Regions from separate parts of the Homo sapiens genome. Here region 2 is linked to region 1. Evidence: chromatin loops called from intact Hi-C (ENCODE). Cell type or tissue: heart right ventricle. All regions are shown on one strand. Each heading gives the region's core, and the rest is flanking DNA. Links, peaks and the distances in the headings are about the cores only. Region 1 overlaps GNG12-AS1 (GNG12, DIRAS3 and WLS antisense RNA 1). Region 2 overlaps GNG12-AS1 (GNG12, DIRAS3 and WLS antisense RNA 1).

The links. Peaks named below come from ENCODE experiments on the same cell type or tissue, not always from the same donor. Only the 100,000 strongest peaks of a DNase experiment are listed, where the experiment ranks them.
Region 2: a loop joins it to region 1, with 2.6 times the contacts of the local background. A loop is called at or near these places in 2 of 110 quality-filtered maps.

The regions. Positions count from the first base shown.
Region 1 is chr1:67,942,241-67,953,520 of GRCh38, reverse strand. All of the region lies in intron 1 of GNG12-AS1 (GNG12, DIRAS3 and WLS antisense RNA 1), which reads right to left. Among named protein-coding and RNA genes, the nearest start is that of DIRAS3, 100 kb to the left of the region's middle. In heart right ventricle, for the core only: no CTCF peak of the experiment used is centred there; a DNase peak (open chromatin) is centred at 6,257; H3K27ac peaks cover 2,258 bases.
Region 2 is chr1:68,011,727-68,023,006 of GRCh38, reverse strand. The region is part of intron 1 of GNG12-AS1 (GNG12, DIRAS3 and WLS antisense RNA 1); the gene reads right to left. Among named protein-coding and RNA genes, the nearest start is that of DIRAS3, 33 kb to the left of the region's middle. In heart right ventricle, for the core only: no CTCF peak of the experiment used is centred there; no DNase peak of the experiment used is centred there.

The DNA.
Region 1 (11,280 bases), core at 1,805-9,804:
GAAACACGAGCAATCTCTAGAAGCTGGAAAGGGCAAGGAGACAGATTGTTCCTGAGGGCCTTCAGAGAGGAATGCGGCCTTCTGGCCCCTTGACTTTAGCCCAGTAAGACCCATTTCAGACTTCTGAACTACATAACTGTAAGATAATACACTTGTGTAATTTTAAGCCACTAAGACTGTGATAATTTGTTGCAGCAGCAATAGAAAACAAAATACATAATCTCTTTCTAGCTGTGCAGTCTAAGAGTTAGTTAAGTTCTCTAAACAGAAGTTTCCTCATATATAATAATAACAATAATAATAATAATAATACTTAACCCTCGGCTGATTGTGAGAAATAAATGAAGAAATGGAAATAAAATGACCAGATTAGTTCTGGACTGAATTGTGTGTTGCCCAAAATTCATATGTTAGAGTCTTTAACCCCCTATACCTCAGAATTTGACTGTACTTGGAGTTAAGGTCTTTAAGGGAGTAATTAAGGTTAAATTAGATCACATGGGTGAGACCCCAATCCAGTATGACTGCTGTCCTTATCAGAAGGAGAACCACCAGAAATACTTGTGCACCAAGAAAAGATCATATGAAGACACAGTAGAAGATGGCCGTCTGCAAGCCAAAGAGAGAGGCCTCAAGAGAAACCAAGCTTGTCAACACCTTGATCTTGGACTTTGAACCTCCAAAACTGTGAGAAAATAAATTTCTGTTGTTAAGGCCCACTCAGTCAGTGGTATTTTGTAGGGAAGCCCTAAAAGACATACAGCTGGTCATACTAGAGAGTCAATAATACTAATTCTTATTATTACTTGTTCCTTCTTAATAAATATGGAAAATAGTACTACTTTGTGGGATTGCATTAAGGAAAACAGGTGATATAAGAAACCTGGGCTCTCCTTTTGGCTCTGAATCCCTGGCAGCAGCATCTTGCCAAGATACACACGTCACATGTGCTCTATGTCTTTTTTTTGTGTTGGTATTTTCTCTCTTTTGGTTAATGATGGTAGATTGAACACATGTGTCTTTCTTCTGATCCTTCAGTCCCATTAAAAATATTTTGAAAGGGATTTTCTTTTAAAGGTATAAACCTTTGAGAACATGAGAGGGAAAAAAAAGCAAAAAAAAAAAAATCTTTGAAGCTGGAAGACAAAAGGATAAAGGGCAACTGACTCAGCAACCTCAGAACATTGAATCCTCAGCCAGCAGTGAGGGAGGCCAAAAGCAAGCTGATAGGGACCTTAGAGATCCAGGACTCCATAATTGGCAGCATCAGGGATCTGTGAAAGTGTGAGGAGATGGGACAGAAGTGGGGGCTGAAAACCACAAGATCGGTTGGAAATCTATTTACAGTGCACTTAGACTCCTGGATAACCTCTATTGCTTCTCAAAGCTGACAAGTGCCCCTTTCCTTGAAACAGAATACAGAAACTGACTCTCTGGAGACAGTGAACCAAATGGACTCTGGATTGGTGGCCATCTAGCCCCCATTCTGGGTGTAGGGCAGGGATAATGTACTGGAAACAGTAAGGTTTGATGAAAATCTACATATTGAATTCTAAGGACTCCTTATTCCCTTCTCCACCAGGTCCTCAGAAGGCTGGCAGTCTCCAGGCTAGATATGGAGCTGGGGATGGGAGACTCAAAGAACAGCCTTCTTTGAGTAACCTAACCAGTCAAAGAGAAAAGACACAGAGATACTGATGTTGCTGATTGTGACCCTTCTGCCATGAAGCCCCCAGCCCCACTCATGCTCTTTCAAGTCTCTGGTTGGCTTTTTAATATCCTTCTCTTAAATACATGCTGACAGCCCAAGATTGGCAGATACTTGAAGAAAGACTCTACCTAAATGATGCAGACCAAAACTAATCAACAGTGAAACAGGGAATTTGTAGAAAACAGAAACCATATAGGAAAAAATAACTTAAAAGAGAAAAGTAACTATCATTAATCTTAGGAAGCTTTTAAAGCATGTTTTTCAGCAACAATGAAGTGGGCATCCTACCTCTTGGTGACCAACCCACCTCCATCTCTCTGATGATGAGCCCAAGTACTGGATGTGTTCAACTTCACTAGTTTAGACAGGGTCTGGAGTGAGATGGTTCTGGGAAGTGGAGGCAGAAAAGCCAATGGTCTTATTCACATGAACCTGGTCCACCAACTACAGCTGCTAAATCAGGGGATGAGATGAACAGAGGATGAGGGCCTGAGCAGCTCAGTTTCCAGACAGCATGGAGGGCTGGCAGTTCTGACTGCTTTATGCATATGCACTTAATTTGCTTCCCTGGTCCTTCTAAGTGGCAACTCATTAACACCTCCAGGCTGAGGGCTCACATTTTATACTCTAGTTGAATATGCAGTAGCATAATGGAATGTCTACTATGGCTGCCTCTCTGGAAAAGCTGCCCTATTTATTCAGCCACCCTGGAGAAAAGTGGCAGATTTTTTCTTGCAGTGGCAAGAAATACCCGTATGCTGCTTTTAAACACCTTGGAGGTTTAACTTTTTAAATGTTATTCATTTATGCTACTTTGTAACATTATATGTTATATTAATGTTACATATGTAATGATACATGATATTGGGAGGACAGATATTATTATTGTCCTCACTTGGCAAATGAGAAAACCAAGATATAGAGATGTACAAATGATTTGCCTGCAGTCACACAGCTCAACAAGGATGAGGCAGGGAAGTCTACCTTGACTGTAAACCTTGAGTTCTCTCTACCACATCACATAATTATGAATTTACAATTATATTTGCTTGTTTCCATGTGAGTCTAACCCAGTTTAGAACCAGCAGAGGAACAGAAAGATGGTATGGCATTGCTGAGAGTCTGTGAAAGAAGCCATTAAGGTACGGAAAAATTGAGATGTATGACCAATGACATTGAAAACATTAAAAATTTCCTAGAGTGAGATTCTTCTCCAGTAAGAAGCTTGGATGATCTGAGCCCCGGTACTGGGAGTGGGATGCAGAGCTGAGCGCTACAAATGTAGTTATAAGCCGCAGAGTTTCCTTCATCACAGGACACTGATCACGGGAAGTTTGGGGCCGAGTGAGAAATAGGCTTTATCTCTTATGACTACATTCAGCAAGTGGAGAATGATTCTGGGGCAAAGTCCAGGTGCAGCAGGAAAGAGTACCATGATCAATTTGCAGTGTCTGTCGAGGACTCAGGAGGGCTTTGAAAGCTGTGGCTAAGAGTGTGTCATCCCAAGGCAGGAGTCTGTCAGATGCTTCCTCCAGGATGATAGAGCTCTCTGCCCTCCCTCCACTTGCTTAAAAGCAAAACATAGATTTACAAAGGCAAAAGATACCTTGTCCCCTCTCCACCAGGGTGAACACAGGTTAACCACTGAAGACAGCTTTAGACCTTCACCACCTGGAAATGATACCGGAGGGATTTATATTAACAAGCTTTACAAACCAGCCTTTATCTGCCATTTGTTTACCTTTCCGCACATTGCCAGCTGTAGAGATTCAAAGCCCTTTTCCTTTGTCTTGTCACTTCTCTAAAAATGTACTGTTTTTTGAAAATGCTACTTAAGCTGGAATTCAAAGCCACTTCTTCAAGAACTACTCATTCTCTGGGTATCTCTCACATATATGTGACATATGAATGTTAATAAGCTTCTAGTTGTTTTTCTCTTGTTAAGCTGCCTTTTGTAACAGGAGTCTGTTTCATCTGCAAACCTATGGGGGTTACTATTTTTTGCCTACATCACTATCATACTTCTTGTTGTGTGTATGTTAGTGCAGGCATGTGAGGATATGAGTGTTTTGTTGCCTCCTCTTTGCCCCGCTGGTGAAAGAGGGAGTGTTGCCCTAAGACTCTGAGAATAGCCAAGCACACAACACCTGACGTTGGACCCATGCGATTGACAGCAGTTCATTAGTCACATATACTGACAGCCTGGGGTAGAAGGCACTGCATACCCTGCAGGACCACACAGGGGTTATACTCAACAGAATGAACAAACAGGGCTTTGGGAGGCAGGCTGTGTTGTGACAAGGGGGTGAGGTGGCCCCTGATTCCTGTGGGAGGGTGTACTTTGTTGTTTGAATAATTCCATGGGCTGGTAGGGAGGTGAAACCTGTTATTTTAGGTTGAGGGCCAGGTTAATGCAACTGAGCTGGCTGATAGAAGAATCTTCCCTACTGGGTGCAGGGCAAGGGGCACATCTGACAAGAGGAGGGGGACACAAAGTTAGGCCTCCAGGACTCTGTGAGGCTCAAAGATTTCAAGGCAGCTCCAGAAATTTTAAGCCTTCCAATACAGCATGTGTAAAAGGGGGTGAGGGAGATAGTGAGCAAGATGAATAATCCTCGAGAGTTTAGTAGAAAATAAAGAAGGGTAAGCAGATTATTACTTACTATGATAAATGTTAGGGTATGGGAATGTTCCTGTGGGGACCTGTAAGCAGGACATCTAAGATTTGGATTTTGTTTTTGAGGGGATGAGGCCAAGAAAAGTAACATTTTACCAGTGGTGTGCTGGTTGAGAGGAGCTGGCAGTATCCGGGTCTTTCAGACTCCTAAGCCAAGCTCCTCTCTCTGCTATACCAGAATGCCTTCTCCTTCCAGATTTATCACATTTATTAGCACCATGCTTGACACATGGTAGAAATTCAATGAATCTCTTTAGCAGGAATGTATTCCTTAAAGCAAGTCTAAAGGTATGTGGTGAAGCTCAACCAAAGGAAGGCAGGGAAGGTTTAAATCTGTTAGGTTAAGGAAAGGAAGCTAAGAGGCTTTTCTTTTCTTTCCTTTCCTTTTCTTTTCTTTTACTGGACACCTCCTATGTATTTGCAGTCATTCCAGTAGGCACTCAGCAGGGTCTGTAGTTCATTAGGGTCATATTCCACTGGAAAGCACAAACAAAAAAACAACAGAGAACGATGACAAATGGGGATAGGTGCTCTAAGGGAAACTAACTGGTCACAAATATAGAGAAAAGCCGGGGGAGGAGAAGGGGCCCTACTCTGGATTGCATGGGGGAAATGGAGAAAGGTCTTTCTGGGAGGTAAATTTTAAGCAGAGCCCTGAAGTATAAGAAAGACCCTTGAATGTGAAAAGTGGATGGTCCACTGATGCAGGCAGAGGAATTGGAGTGTGTAAGGACTCTGAGGCAATAGAAACTAGAAACATCTGGGAAAATGTGAGACAACTCACATGCCAGGAATGTAGAAAGCAAAGAAGGGAATGGACAAGAAAGAAGCTGCAAAGGTCAGCAGAGATACATAGACCGTGACAAGGAGTTTGGATTTTTTTCTGAATGCAGTGGAAAGGTTGAAGGATTGTAAGCAGAGGCAGTCCATAGTCTAATTTACATTCTAACAAGATCACTCTGGCTGGCATTGAGATAGACATATTATAAGTGGAGGAAGGACAAAGACAGTAGCAAGCAACTGGTGAGGAGGGTGTTAAAGTTAAGGCAAGAGATGCTGGTGGCCTCTTCCAGGTGATGGTGGAGGCGGGAGAACTACATGGTTTTGAGATATCCTGTATTTCAGTGGTGGAATCAGTAAGAATCGCTAGTGAATTGGATGGTAGTTGGAGTAAGGAAGAAAGGAATTCAAAATGGTACCTAGGCTTCTTACTTGAGCAAATAGATTGATGGTGGCACCTTTTTTGGAGATGCAAAAGACTGGAGGAATGAGGTTTGGCAGGAAAAAATCAAGGCTCACAGACAATGCAAAAATTAGTAACTTGCTTAAGGCCACATAGCTAAAGAATGAAAGAGCTTGAATTATAATCAATCCTGTGGCTCTATTTGTAAGTAAATCATTACAAATTTACCATGGTTCAATCTTGGCAAAAAGGAAAATAGATCCATTATGATTTAGAAGCAATTACACGAAGCTGCAGTCAAGCCTTTGCTCTTTTGGAAATAAACATAAGGGGAGAAAACAGGATAAGGATTGCTGTTGATGGACATTTCAGTTGATTTCATATCTTGGCTATTGTGAATAGTGCTGCAAGAGACATGAGGAGGCAGATATCTCTTCAATATGCTAGTTTCATTTCCTTTGGTTATTTACCCAGTAGTGAAACTGTTGGATCATATGGTAGTTCTCTTTAAGATTTAGAATAAAAGGAAGGAAAGAAAAAGTGGACTAGAATCACAGTGGGGCAAAGCCAGCTGTTTCCACAACACCCGTTGCTGTTCGCTACCCCCTGACGGGCTCATACTTCCTAGAGCCTGGGTACTGCATGCCAATGAGGCCACCCTCCCTACACAGCCCTGCTGGCGGCTGCAGCCTCCTGAGTCTGGGCCAAGCTGGTCTGAGTTGGTCCTCTCCTGGCTGTCAGGTTCCTACCCTCGGAAACCTCTCCATGCTCAGCCAATCGCCCTCCCCAGACATTTCTGCCACTAGAAGCCTCAGACACCCTATGATTATCGAAGAGAACCTATGGATGGCCTGAGAGGAGGTAGAGGTCTGTGGCTGTCCACACCTGCCCCCAGACATTACCTTACTGAGACAGAACATTTCCAGAAATGTTAGAGATTGGGAAACAAGTACCAAAATTCACAGAATTAAGGGCAGAACTGAAATAAAAACTTTTAATAGTATTACAATAATGGCTATAGTTTATGGACCACTCATTGATGCCAGATACAAAGCTTTAGTCACACTATCTCTATTAAGCCTCACAGGCACCCCAGGAAGCAGGTATGATTAGGATCCCCATTTTGAAGACAATGAAGGAGGCCAGGGAAATGAAGTCTCTGTCCCCATGTCACATAAGGAGTTGACAACAGACCCAGAATTCAAACCCAAGTCCAACTGAGTATAGAGCCCTGACACTCAGGTTTTGTCTTGTACTAAATTCCTGGCACCCCTGCACCTTGCTCACAGGTCTCAACCCTGATGGCAGCTATATATCACATACTGGAACTTGCCACTTGAATTAACTAGACACTCCCAGTGAAGGTAATTGTCAGTGGCTTTAAAAATCAGAAGCAAACATGAAAACAAGAGTTTCTCCAAAGGTTAATTAATTCAACTCAACCTATCAAATACTTCTTGAATATCAACTCAGTAATAGACACTGGTTTAATTCTGCAGGGAATGTGGGGGATAGCGGGAGGGGTAGACAAGACGCCAGAAAGAGGGAATAAAATAGGAAGGCATTTAGTCCTTATTCTCAAAGAGCTTTTTCTGTAGGTGAAAACATCCAGTGATCAGAACTGGACCTACACAAGTCTTTTAAATAACTTAGCTGGGGGAAAAAAAGTCAGATAAAAATATTATCCAAAATGAACGCAAGCCAGGCTGACATTTCACTGGGCTCAAGTGTCAGGGACAGCGATACATACCCCAGTCTCCCCGGCTCTGCTCTGCCTCACCATGGTAACCGCCAGGGCCCTCATCTGCCAGATGGTTTTTTTATATCCTCTGAGTGTAGCTGGGGAGGAGGAGAAAATGCATGACTGAATGGCTAAAGTACCCTCACTCTCTCTGCAGCCCAGCAGTCCTAGATATGTCTCTCAAAACGAATTCCCTTATAAGCAACACATCTTGAGGAAACTAATAACTCCCACTGTGTATCAGAAAATGACTGTCTTGAGCAGATACAGAGCAAATCCCAAGCATTCCAGCCTGTGGGACAGAGCTGCAATGGTGTATTAGTTCGCCAGGGCTGCTATGATAAAGTACCACAGACTGGGTACCTTAAACAACTGCAATTTCTTTTCCTATAGTTCTGGAGGCTGGAAAATCCAAGATCAAATTGTTGGCAGGGTTGGTTCCTTCTGTGGCCTTTCTCCCCGGCCTTCACATGGCTGCCTTCTCACTGTGTCCTCATATGGTCTTTCATTTATGGGTGCAACCCTGGTGTCTCTTTGTATGTGTCCACATTTTCTCTTATTATAAGAACACCTGTCAGGTTGAATTGGAGCCCACCCTAAAGATTTCATTTCAACTTAATCACCTCTTGAAAGGTCCTATCCAAATATAGTCAAATGCTGGGGTACTCAGAGGTTGACACTTCAATGTATGAATTTTGGTGGGACAGAATTCAGATGGGGCGGGGAGAGTCAGGATCTTATATGGGTGTCCTCCTATAATACCCATCAGGTCCTGGTCCCTTCCTTCAATCATTTGAGGGGCACTTGTTAAAAATTCAGATGCCTAGGCACCCCAGAGACCCATTCACTGGCCTGGGGGTAAAGCCCAGGAAGCTTGGGGATTCCAGAGATGAAAATATCCTTGACCTCAAGAAGCTTCCAATCTAATAAGTTGACATGTACACAATTACACTATAGCATTGCAAATGCTTTTTACTAAGACAGAAACTAGATTAAATGGGAACATTACCTAAACAGTGGTGAAATCTTCCTAACGCAGTCAGAAGGGGCTTCTCAGGGGAGAAGACACTTGAATGGAGCCTTGGAGAAGGCAATAAGAAGGTTCTGCCAGCAGAAAAGACAGATGTGATCATTCTAGAAAGAGGGAAGAGCAAGTGCAAAGGCATGGAAGACTAAAAAGTCTTGGTACTTTAGTAGAACAGTAAATAGCAGTAGAGCTGGGTCTTAGGATAAGGGGGCATAGGGAAGGAGGCCATGGGTAAGAAGCAGTAGAAAATTCTAGAAAAGTCAGTGAGGCTAGGATTATGAAATGGCTTGTGGGTCAAGCCCCAGATTGGACTGGCTTTTATAGAGAACAGGGAGCTGCTGGAAAATTTAAACAGGGAAGTGACTGGTCAGATGTGCATTTCAGAAAGATCATTCCATGGAGGTATGATTCCACCACCTCTCTCCCCCAACTTCCAGCATGACTGCCTCCACTCTTCCTCATGCTCCTGAACCAGCAAACTTCCTTAAAGGCAAATCCCATCATAGCCCTCAAGCAAAATCCTTCAAAGATTTTCCATGGCTTTAAGAGAAAAGGTCAAACTCCTTAATGTATAGGGCCCTTCATGGCTAGACTGTACTCAGCCTCCCCTCCATCATCATCTTTTTTTTTTTTTTTTTTTTTTTTTGAGACAGAGTCTCACTCTGTCACCCAGGCTGGAGTGCAGTGGCGGGATCTCGGCCCACTGCAACCTCCAGGCTGGAGTGCAATGAGGCAATCTCGGCTGACTGCAGCCTCCACCTGCTGGGTTCCAGCGATTCTCCTGCCTCAGCCTCCTGAGTAGTTGGGATTACAGGTGCCCGCCACCACACCAAGCTATTTTTTTTTTGTATTTTAGCAGAGACAGGGTTTCACCAGGTTGGCCAGGCTGATCGCAAACTCCTGACCTCAGATGATCTGCCCGCCTAAAGTGCTGATATTACAGGCTTGAGACACCACACCCGGCGGCCTGCTATCATCTTGAATCAGTGGAAGTTCTCCAATGTATTTTGGGTTTCTTGGCATGTGCTCTTTCTAATGCTCTAAATGTTCTCTCTCTACTACTTGTTGTTCCTTCCTATTCACCCTGCAACACAGTTCAGACATCCCTCCCTGAGAAGACCTTCTTGGTGAATCCATGGTTCCTCACGAAAACATTGGGCTCTACCTATGATTATCAATCGCATTGTATTTTAAACAGTGTATAATTAACCCTTTTTTCACTACATCATGAGCTCATTCAAAGGAACTATATATAGTTTTGTTGTTGTTGTTGTTTTTGAGATGGAGTCTCACTCTGTGGCCCAGGCTGGAGTGCAGTGGCATGATCTCGGCTCACTGCAACCTCCGCCTCCCAAGTTCAAGCAATTCTCCTGCCTCAGCCTCCCAAGTAGCTGGGATTACAGGTGTGCGCCGCCAAGCCTGGCTAACTTTTGTATTTTTAGTAGAGCTGGAGCTTTACCATGTTGGCTAGTCAGGTCTCGAACTTCTGACCTCAAGTGATCCGCCTGCCTCGGCCTCCCAAAGTGCTGGGATTCCAGGCATGAGCTACCATGCCCAGCCCAGAAACGATGTTTGATCTCTGTAATCCCAGTGCCTAGCATAGTACTTGCATATTGTCAGAGCTCAATCAATTAATTAAATAAATAAGCATTAAAAGATGAATGAATGAAGCCCAGTGGGCAATAAGAAACTGGATTCTTCCTGATTCTCCCACTAGTCTACTATGGGACCTGGAGAAATTCATTTCACTTCTCTGGACTTCATCTTTTCCATTTGCATTATAAGGGTATTTGTCTAATCTTGAATCTCCATGCCAATTCTAATATCTTATGACTCCCAGCCAAGGTACCAGCAGCTCTTGCTTTGTTTTTATTTTTGTTTTCCTATTTCAGAAAGGCTTCAGTTTCCCTCACTTCCAGGGGTCTAATCCTTGCCACTTGTCAGCTATGTCAGTCACTATATTACCTCTGATCCAATCCTTACTTTTGCATCTTTCCCAGATTCCTTCCTGGCCTGTGCTTAAGCCATTAGCTTTGCCTTCCTCAACAAACCCTTTTCATCATCAGAGCCTCAAAGCAATTTTCTCCCTTTGTGAAACTTTCCCAACCATGCCAGCCCCTAGAGCTCCCTCCTGTCTAGGCATTGATCACCACAGCAGACAGAGAAAAAAGCTAAAGTATCACTGCATCAAAAGTAAAGGAACAGAGGGGTTATTCATTTATTTAACAAATATTTGTTGAGCAACCTCTGTTTTCTTGTATTGTACAGTTGCTAGGGATACAACAATAAGCAAAATATACATAGTCCTGCCCTATGGAACCCATGTCTCTGCAAATGTTGGACAACAAAAATGACAAATATGAGCACATCACAACAATCTATTAACTGAGGAGTGGGGAGAGATGGGAGAGACTATTACAAAGGGGTCACAAGAAACCTGCAGGGATAGCAAGATCCTCATTATCAAAATTATGGTGATGCTTTTATAGGTTTATACATATGTCAAATATGTAAAATACATGCAGTTTTTTGTTGTCAAGTATACTTCAATAAAGCTGTTAAAAATAAAGTCATCAGAATGAGGATGGAAATAGGATTTTTTGTGTGTATGTGGTGTGTGTGTGTGTGTGTGTGTGTGTGTGTCAGGGGTGGGGAAAACAGGAAATTGGCAGGAGGCTTTTTAAACATTGGAATGGAGAATAAACCTGCAAGATATTTCATCATCTTAAATATCAGAGCTTAGAAGTTGTTTAGGGCCATACTTTCAGTTTCCACTTGGGGATCTGAGGCCCAGAGGGCTATGATGGTTTTCCAAAGGTCCTATAACACATTTCTGGTCATTAATACTATGAATAACACCTACCTTCACTTAAGCAAACACTAAGAACTAGGCACTGTAAGAGGTGCTTGAAGTCCATTATCTCACTGGTCCCCACAATTT
Region 2 (11,280 bases), core at 1,996-9,995, 69 kb before region 1:
TCATCAGGTCTGAAGCAGAAAAGCTTCCAGGGGCATCAGGTACCAGTAAAAGACCAAACAATTTCCTGGCAGAGTCAGGAAGAAAAGTTCACAAGTAACCTTCTTACAATACCGGAACACAATAGGAGAAAAGATGATGTCACTATAAGACTTAGAACTACAAGGATGAGGACAGGCCAGGAGCTGGAGGAGGCCATGGCATGTGCCACATGTACAAGAAGGAAGCAGATTCTAGATCCTGGAGTACAAGTGAGACACACAACAGGGTCCCTAATCCAGAGGGAGGTAATTTTTTTAATTTATTTATTTATTTATTTATTTTTATTTAATTAATTAAATAATTAATTATTTTTTGAGATGGAGTCTCACTCTGTCGCACAGGCTGAAGTGCAGTGGCATGAACTCGGCTCACTGTAGCCTCAGAGGGAGGTATTTTTAAAAAACATAATGTTTTTACTAATAACCAACAAATACTAGGCTCTCTGTCCATCCATTCATCTATCTGTCAAATATCTACTGGAAGCCTACTGGGTATTGGGGACTTTTCTAGGTGCTGAGGATACAGAGATGAATGTAACAAACTGGGTCTTTCCCTTAATAGAACACCATTCTAGTGGGTGGGTAGTATGGGGAGGAGGCACAATAATAAAATACCTAAATATCAGACATGCATACATACATACTATAACATCAAACAATGATAAGCATAATGAAGAAAAATAACACAGGATGAAGGAACCAAGAGTGGCCAAGGATGCTCTTCAGATAATGTGACCAGGACACTTTGCTAAGGATGCGATAAAAACATGATTGTGTGTAATTCCTACAACCGCCCTCTAAAGTGGGTATTAGTATTTTTACAGCAGAGGAAATGGAAAAGTAGTAGACTAACTTACTTGTCCAAGAATCAGACTCAAACCCAAACCTATCTCATGCCAACCCACATTTGATGCTTATGCTCTCCAATCCCAGAGATTTGGGCTGATTGGAGCTGAGCCAGGCAAAACCTGGCTTCTTGTTATTATTTTGTTCCAGCAAAAACATTTATTAAGTTTGTATGATGCATTAGACTCTGCACCAAGCTCTGGGAGATAGGCTCCATCCCTGCTCTAAATGAGGATACCGTCTGGTAGGAATGTGGACCATGAGGTAGGCACCTTGAAACAGTATCTGACATAATGTAGGCCTTTAGTCAATGTGTGCTGACTTGGTGAATGAGGGAAGAATGAACAAATGACTCTCTGTGTGCATGATGAGATGAGATTGGAGGGCTTGGTAAAAACACAGCTGCCTGGACACCAGCATGGAGAGGTGGCTTCAGTAGGTTTGGAAGAGGGCTCAAACATCTGTGATGTCCAAAGGTTGAAAGTTAATTCTGAGGTCCAAGAGTCAATTGTTACATATTTGGGAATTATGCAAGTTGGTTGCTAAACACGCAATTATTAACAATTATAAACAAGTAGATTAGATCAACTTATAATTACAGAAATTATATTTAAAACAAATATGCTCAAATTCAAAATACTCAGAATTCATCACTGTAATTCCCAATTACTTTACCACACTTAACTATTACCTGTGCTCTTGAGTTTTTCATCATTTTTATGTGTGTGGTGAAAATGCTCTATGATGTGGACGACTGCACACCCCTTTTGATCTCTCTGTTCAATGATGTCATGTTGGCGGCCTGAAACTGGCCACTGCAGGAGCATTTACACCATGGAAATTGCCAAACACTACTAATGAGGGCTTTGTCCTATTGGAGAGCCAGTTGTTTATTATTCACCAGCACACCATAGCACATAGAACTATAAGAACCACTGAGTGGGAAGAGGATGAATTCAAATCAACTGTGCCACTCACTAGCTCTGTGACCTGAGCAGCTTCTAAACCTCTCTGAGCCTAAGTTTTCTTAGGTCTAGACTAGAACTGATGTTATCTTTCCTCCTCCCTGACCCTCCCTGGCCTTGCCTCAGCCTAACTTAAAGGAGAAGGCCAGGTGCGGTGGCTCATGCCTGTAATCCCAGCACTTTGGGAGGCTGAGGTGGGCGGAACACCTGAGGTCAGGAGTTCAAGACCAGCCTGGCCAACATGGCAAAAACTCATCTCCACTAAAAATACAAAAAAGTTAGCCAGGTGTGGTGGCACGTGCCTGTAATCCCAGCTACTTGGGAGGCTAAGGCAGGAGAATTGCTTGAAACCGGGAGATAGAGGTTGCAGTGAGCCGAGATCGCACCACTGCACTCCAGCCTAGGGGACAGAGGAAGACTCCATCTCAAAAAAACAAAACAAAACAAAACAAAAAAAGTGGGCCAGGCATGATGTTTTACACCTGTAATCTCAACACTTTGGGAAGCCAAGGTGGGTGGATCATTTGAGGTCAGGAGTACAAGACCAGCCTGGCCAACATGGTGAAACCCCGTCTCTACTAAAAATACAAAAATTAGCCGGTCATGGTGGCACGTGTCTGTAATCCCAGCTACTCAGGAGGCTGAGGCAGGAGAATTGCTTGAGCCTGGGAGGCAGAGGTTGTGGTGAGCCAAGATTGTGCCACTGCACTCCAGTCCAGGAGGCAGAGTGAGACCCTGTCTCAAAAAAAAAAAAAAAAAAAAAAAAAAAAAAAAAAAAAAGGAGGAGAAAATGCAGGTAAAGCAATTATTTGCTTAGCATACAAGAGGCCTTCAGCAAAAGTCAGCCTTGTAGCTACTCTTGTAAAGCTCAAAGGAATGCTTTCACTAAGTGGTGACTCTTGTGCAGGAGAATTCAGCAGACAGAGAAGAAGCAGAGAGAAACCATTATGGTGATGGAGAAGCACTGAGTGGGCTGGGAGAGAAAGTGACAGAACATATTCTGGGGTGCTCTGAATGGTTCCACTGCTAGAGTAGTGGTTCTGAAACTTTCTAGTCTTGGGACCCCTTTGTAATATTAAAAATTATTAAGCACCCTCAAAATATTTTGTTCATGTGGGATATATTTCTTGGTATTTACCATATTAAATGTTGAAACTGTAAACATTTTTAAATCTGTATATTTATTAATTTAAAATAATAATAAACCCATTATGCATTATGTGCTAACAAAAATATCTTTTATAAAAAACAAGTATATTTTTCAAAAAAAAATAGTGAGAAGCTGGTATAGATTTACATCTTTGCAAATCTCTGTAATGTCTGGCTTAATCAAAGACAGTTAGCTGGGTTCTCATATCTACTTTTGCATTCCATCTGTTACAATAGCACACATCATGTAGCTTTTGGAAAATTCCACCATAAACTCATGAGAAAATGAAAGTGAATAAAGCAAATGATATGTTAGTATTATTATGAAAATAGTTTCGACCTAAGACTCCTTGACAGGGCACGGAAACCCCATTGGTCCTACAACCACACTTTGAGAACCTCTCATGTAGCACATAAAATTCAAAGTATATAACCGAAAAACTGATGGGTTGAAAAGATAAAACTTGAGAGAGAAGCAGGGGCTAGATGATATCTTATGGAGTTCATGAAGAGCTGTTGAGGGCTTAAAAGCCAGAGAGTGACAGGGCCACTTTTTTATTTTGCAAAGATCATGGCTACAATGAGAAAAGTAGATTAGATCAGCCAAGAAGGGGTTATGAAAGGGGGACCAATTAGGAGGTTGTTGCCCTAAAGCAGATGAGACATGAAAGTGGCCTGAATTGTAGTCAGGGCAGTCATGTGGGGGTAGGAAAGGTGGGTGGGTGACTCCTAAGTTTCTGACTTGGGCAGCTGAATGGATGGCAGGGACATAGAAGGAAGAATAGGTTTGAAATAGGAAATAATTAACTCTACTTTTTATTTGTAAATAGAATTTTCTAGAAGACTGTTGACAGATGGGGCAGAAAACAGAAGCGGCATTTGGGCAGGCAATAGTACAGCCTGGGAAAGCTCAAGCCAAAGCTTAGAGGGAACAACTTGATTTGACTGTGGTCACACAGCTTCTAAATGTGTTTCACATTTTTAACAGGATAACTGTATGAAAGGGATTATTGCAGAACCTGGCAAATAGTGGTCCCTAAATAAATCAGTTACTTTTTTTTTTATACCATCATTTGTCTATTTTTCTCTAATTTTCAAATGAATTAGTGCATTCATCTGGGATAATGCAATGCATGGGCTTAAAGTGAAAGACTTAATGTAATTTCCTTCAGGCTTGTGGCCAAGAAAATTAAGGTTGGAAAACATAAGGTAGCTATTCTGCAACTTGCTATGGAAAAATGGGAACAGTATAGAAATCTGTGAGCAAGATTATTAAGCATCTACCACCACAATGCTTCAGGAACAGAAGAAATCTGATGCCAAGTTGTACAGCTACAGCAGAGGGTTTGACCATAATCACAATGAATAGCACCAACATTGACCACACAAGTGATGAATGATATGGGTACGGTTTATAGTCAGGGACAGAGTGTCCAAAAGGAGAAGGGATATACATGGTCAGTAAAAGCTCATATAAATTTTGTCTTAGTCCATCCAGGCTTCTATAACAATACCATAGACAGGGTGGCTTATAAACAACAGAAATTTACTTCTCATAGTTCTGGAGGCTGGGAAGTCCATGATCAAGACTCTGACAGATTCAGTGTCTGGTGAGGGCCTGCTTCCTGGTTCATAGATGGCCATTTTGCTGCATCCTCACACAGTAGAAGGGGTTAGGGAGCTCTCTGGGCTGTTTCCTACAGAACACTGATCCTATTATGAGGGATTATACCCTCAGGACCCAATCACCTCCCAAAGTCTCCACTCTAAATGCCATCACATTGGGGATTCGGTGTTAATATATGAATAGTGGGGAGAGACATAAACCTTCAGTCTATAGCAGCTGCCATTCATTCATACATTACTCAACAAGAATTTCTTCAGTATCCAACTAGAGACAGAGCAAGGTGGTTAGGTTCCATGGGAGTTGTAAATTGGAATGAGACTAGGATCCTACCTTGAAGGAAGTTACAAGACAAATAAGAAATGTTTCTTGAGCTTTTACATTGTGCCAGACACTGTCCTAAGCATTTTACATATATCAGCTCTTTGGATCTTCACAACAAATGAATAGATTACATATTGCCACTGTAGTTTCCATTATACAAATGGGAAGATGAAGGCAATGAGGGATTAAGGCACTTGCCTAAGTCCCTAGAGCATGTGCCCAAGTTGGGTGGATAAACAGAAGTCTCTGAGAGGATGGTGCACACACATTGCATCTTTTGCAATGGGTGCAATAAGGAGCATGCCAAGGAACAGAGACTTACAGGTGGGAGCACATGAGGCTGGGCCAGGGAAGAGGCCACTTGTGGAGAATTTGGGAGGTGAGGAGAAAAGCCAGCCTAGCACAGAGCTGGTGCTTCATAAATATCTGTTGAATGGAGATTTAAGGAGAAAAAATACTAATAAAAATCCACAGATGGTATAACAGGACCAGATTTCTGAAGGCCGGGAAAGCCAGGTTAAGTAGTTTAACAATTATTTATATAAGCAGTGAGGAGCCAGAGAATCTTTAAGGGAAAGGATGTTATAATAAAAAGAATGGTTCAGAAAAATCAATATGGCAGCTCGTGTAGCACACAAATTGAAGGAGAAGGAGAATATGTTGTTAGGTGTTTTTGCAGTTCAAAGAAGAGATAAGGGCTGTCTTGTTTCTGTAAATGATAGTCTTTATCATTCTTTTCCTTATTATAAAGTAGGACATGGTCACCACAGGAAATTTGGAAAATATGGAAAAGTGCAAAGATGAAAAATACTAAAGAGGCCAATATACTGGGATAATTACTGTTAACATATTTATTTATTTTCAGTTATTTTTCTAGGCCTATATCCCCTAGATAGATAAAGAGATAAAGAATGGACAAATGGATGGATGGATGGATGGATGGATGGATGGATGGATGGATGGGATTGATTTAAAAAATTAAAATCATATTATTTGTAATTTGTAACCCTGGGTTTTCTCTCTCTTTGTGCATGTTGGGAATGTTTTCCACATGCCACTAAACATTTCTTTTAAGAAAACACATATTGGAATGATTGAAATATGATGTAAGCAATTTGTTAATTATTGGATATTTTCTTTGATTCCTGTTTTGTTTTTGTAGTTGCAAATAGTGCTTCAAGGAAGAACCTGTGTATAAAACTCAGTCCTGTCTCTGAATATTTTCTCAAGCCTGGGTTAAAAGATATGAGCCTTTTAAACCTTCTTGATCTGTTTTTCCAAATTACTTTCTGAAAAGACTGCAATAATTTGCATGTTTACCAGCCCTGGGCAAAAGTTCTACCAGAAGATTGCATGTTTTTTGAGTCAGTTTATGAGAACCTAGCCCTGAATCATGTGGATTATGCCAGACCACAGTTTCAAATAGGGTTTCAAATATTTTGACTTGGATTGTGTCAGATCAGGACAGTTTCTTTTTGAAGCCAGATTTGCTCAGTGGACCAGGGACTGGGTAAGTTACCACTTATGTTTTGGAAGTAGAAACGAAGTCTGACGTCATTGAGTTAGTTCACTGCCTGACAGAAAGGCATACAACTCAGACAAAGCACTTTAAAGAAATGGGAAGACTGGCTTTTCAGACACCTTATTGTCAAATTAGCTTCAAAATAGGTAATCCCTATTATGTGGCGCTTGACTACCCTGAATTTTTATCCCTTTTCTGTCTCCTCCTGATAAGCTGGGATTTGACTGATTCACTTTTTATTAACACCTCCACCAGAGGTCTGGAAGAAAGAGTAAAAGAAAAAAAAAATCAACGCTGCCTAGGCCTCCTTTTTGATTGGCAGAAGGAAAAAAAATAGAACATCAGTGAAGAGCATAATATTCCCTGTTCTCTTTGATTCCCAAATCAAAGAAAATTGAGAGCTTGTCTTAGAAATGATTAGGAAGGTTTTTCTTTCAATCACAAAAAGGGCCTGCCTGATTTTCTAGCTCTGGAGATTATATAACTCATCTTTATGAAACCTCGAACATACAGAAGGTATCATGTTTTTCCGGGAGGCTCCCCAGGATTTTGTCCCATCTCATTCACTTACCCTCGCAGCACGCCCCAGCTTATTTATCTATATAATGAACGGAGGCAGTGAATTAGATGAGTGTCAACCGTAACCACAATGATTGTTTAGTTCTAACATCTTAATCCAGGATGAATGACCCGTGGAGAAGACTTGGGGAGCAGTGGACCTTCCTTCCTTGGCTTTATCTATAGGCAAACTGTAGGTCCTTTCCATAAAGTCTACATGTATTCTAAGGGCTCTTCAAATATTACATCCAGTCCTCCTGAAGACAAGCACTGTTAATAGTGTCAATTTACAGATGAAGAAACTGAAGTACAAAGCATTTAATTCAGCCAAAGTCTCACATGCCTAGCTAGTAAGTGGCAGGGACACATTTCAGACTGAGTCAGCTTGGCCCCACAGTGAACGCTCTCAACATTCACAAACTGAGTGAGCCTGTCTCTGGACAGTTCAAATCCTGCCAACCCTACTTCCCAGTATCAACACCTCAAACAGATTTATGTCTCACTTTGCTCAAACCTAAAATAGGAACACAAAAACATACCTCACTGTGGTGGTGTGAACTATAAACAATGTATCGTTTGTAAAATATTCACTTATTGGCATTTGCTAGCTGTGTGACCTTGGTCAAGTTTACTTACTCTCTCTGTGCCTCAGTTTGCATATCTGTCAAACATAACAGTACCCATTTCAGGGGACTGCTGTGAAAATCACCTGTAAAGCACTCAGAATAGGACCTGACACAGAGAAACTACTCTTTAAGTGTTGTTTGTTATTAATATTATTATATTAGATGTCAGATTATTATAATAATATGTTTTGTTATATTATATTATAATTACATGCCAGGTACTGTGCAAAGCACTGGAGAGATAGCATTAAACAAGAAAGGTGGGTTCCTCCCATCAGGTCTAGTGAAGGAACAAATAATGACAAATGATAAAATGTTTGGAGTGTTACAAAGGAGAGCTACACATTGCTCTGGGAGCAACCAATGTAAAGCTCTAACCAGGACTGGGGATCAGGGAAGTCTTCCATAAGAAAGTAATTTAATATAGCAGATGCCAAAATCTTCATTTCTCCCCAGCGTGTTTTCCTTCCTTGCTCTTCCTATTGTCTCATCTCCTTTCTTCACCTTTACCACCCAATCCATGAACAAGATCTATAGGATTTAATTCCAAAGTGTACCCCACTTCTCTTCAATTCCCTTATCTACCAGATGAAGATATTGATATTAACCCCTCAAGGGTAGTATCATCTGAGTCACCAATATCTCCACATTGCATCCTGTACAGATCATCCAAAAGTTTTTGCCACTCCTCCTAACTCCCTCTCCCTCTCCCTGCCACCCTGTGATTTCTCCCTGTCATTTCTACCAGGCATTCTCCATTTAGCATCCAGGGTAATATTTTTTAAATGTAAGTGTAAATTAAAATGCTCCAATAGCTTCCATTTAGACTTAATATCTGAGCCCTGACCCATGGCCTAGAAGGCCCTAGATGTTCTGCTCCACCCACCTCTTTGATTTATCTTATGCTTCTCTAACTCCATCACAGTGTTCTAGGAACCATGACCTTTTTTCCCTTTGACTGTACAAAGCTCATCTCTGCCTCAGGCCATTGTATTTGCTGCTACCTCTCTTGGGAGTATCCTTTTTTAATCTTTCAGCTCACAGCTCATATCACTAAGAAGTGATCTAATCTAATGTATACCACCCTCTCCCACCCAACCACCACCCTCCAGAGAGCCTGGCCTGACCCATCTGATTACCCTTGTATTGCCTCTCAATACCACCGTTAAAGCATTATCTTGTTCCTTCATTGCCTGCTTGTTTTCCCTCTGTCTCCCCAGTGCTAGAATACGAGATTCATAGGACTTTGCCTTCCTATTTGCTACTTTCCCCATTGTCTAGAAAAGTGCCTGGCACATAGTAGGCACTCAATAAATATTTGTGATTTAAATGACTGAAGTGAATTTAACCTGGATCCTTGTATTAGCCCATTTTCACACTGCTATAGAGAACTGCCAGAGACTGGGTAATTTATAAAGAAAGGAGGTTTAACTGACTCACGGTTCTGCATGGCTGGGGAGGCCTCAGGAAACTTACAATCATGGCAGAAGGGGAAGCAGGCATATCTTACATGCAGCAGTCAAAAGAGAGTGAAGGGGGAAGAGCCCCTTGTAAAACCAACGGATCTCATGAGAACTCACCCACTCACTATCACAATAACAGCATGGGGGAAACTGCCGCCATGATCCAACCACCTCCCACTAGGTCTCTCTCTCAACACCGGCGATTACAATTTGAGATGAGATTTGGGTGGGGACACAAAGCCAAACCATATCAATTCTAAAAGAGGGATAAGAGATGGTCAGGTGGAGAGAAGAGGCAAGAATGTGCCAGGCATGGGTACAGTATGTGCAAAGGCCTAGGCTGGCAAGAGCATGGCATCTCTCACAAATGACAAAGGCCAATACAGCCAAAGCACAGACAGCCAGGGAGGCATGGTAAAAGATGAGGCTGGCAGATGAGTTATGCTGTCGACTGCTGACTTTTTTAAGGGCAGTGAGAAGCCCTTTTCTTTTTTTTTTTTCATTTTGATTTAGCAATTTCCTTTTATATATATATTTTATATATATATATAAAATTATATTTTAAGTTAAGCAACCTGTTCAGTGTTTTTGGAGGAACCTCTGTAGCCAATGCATGGATTTAAGGTGGATATATAATGTTGCAGAGCTTCTTTTCCTCTGCCTCAATTCTAACAAAAACTTTGTGGGGCAAATATGATTATTTCTAAACTACAGATTGAAAAAGCAGATTCTGAGAGCATAAAGAAGTTGCTGAAGGTCAGAATTTCTTTATTTTGCCTTGTCCTGGCTTGAAGCAGCCATGAATGAAGGAAACAGGGAGAAATGAAAAAGATCACCAAATGGAACTGATGCTCACAGGGCATCCTCTCCTCTCCTGAGGCAGGAGAGGGCATAGGGCCTAACACACATAGAACCTTCTCTTGTAATCAATATTCTTCTTCCTCGTGAAAAGACTATCAGGAATCTTGTCTCTTAAAGAGCTTCTCTGCTCTGTGAATTCTAACAACTGTCTTTACTGTAGAAACTTATCCTCCTGCTGTTCCTAGTTAAAATCTGAATCTTGGATGAATAGATATACCACTGGTCTGCAAGAGCAGTAAGGCCATTCATTCATTTGCTCGAACAATTTAGGTCCATCTTTTTCACCTGTAACTGATGAGGTCGCTGCCCTGGTTTGCTGCCACATCGCTTTTCTCCCTTCTTCTCTCCTCCAGAAGAAGGATGAGAGCCCAGAGCTGTGCCTGCTGCAGGTGGAAGGGAGCAGACAAGAAGCAGTTCCTGAGCACCGACTATGCGCCAGGCTTCATGCCAGGTGCTGTTCATCCCCTATCTCATTTCATCCATACACAGCAATTCCTTTCCTGTTTTGCTGATTAAGAGATCTAAGTGGCATTTTTTACATGAAAAATACTAAACATATTAGAATCAAAGTATATGTATTCTCTATTCTGACTGCCCCCGTGCTGGATCCAACCTCATCATCTTTCACATGATAAGAACCACTTTACAGTAACTTAGACTCCGGTCTTCCTCCCAACTATTGCATCCTCCATTACCACCAGAGTCATCTGGAAAAAGCACAAACATGATTGGGTTTCTCCTCTGCTTTGAAACATTCCCTGGCTCCCCATTGCCTGAAGTTAAGTTAACAGAGAGTGAGGGAGGCATGGTACAAGATGAGGCTGGCAGATGAGTCATGCTAAAGACTGTGGACTTTTGTGAGGGCAGAGAGAATCTCTTTTAAGGCTTAAATAACCTATCTAGTGTTAAGCAGACAGTAGCTCAGTAAAGAATGAAAACAATCATGCTTGAAGCACAATAATAAAAGAGTGCTATTAGAGCAATGGCAGAGGAGGGAGGTGATTCATTATACTTTTGCTGGGGGAGCAGCAATGGGGGCGGTGAAGACTTCACAGAAGGGGGTTGGGCTGGGTTTGGTGGTGAACAGAGGGGTCCCTCTAAAAAAATTGACAGCAACCTGCACAAAGCCACTGAAAGGCAAAAGCTGTGGCTCTGGCTGCCCCAAGGACACACAGCAGCCTATAGACTCTTTCTCTCAGGACTCTACAGAGCAGCATAGCAATAAGCAATGATTTGTTATAGCTCTGCTGTCAGGCAGCTTACCTAAATGTTAGCACCCACATGAACTGCATAATGATTTCTG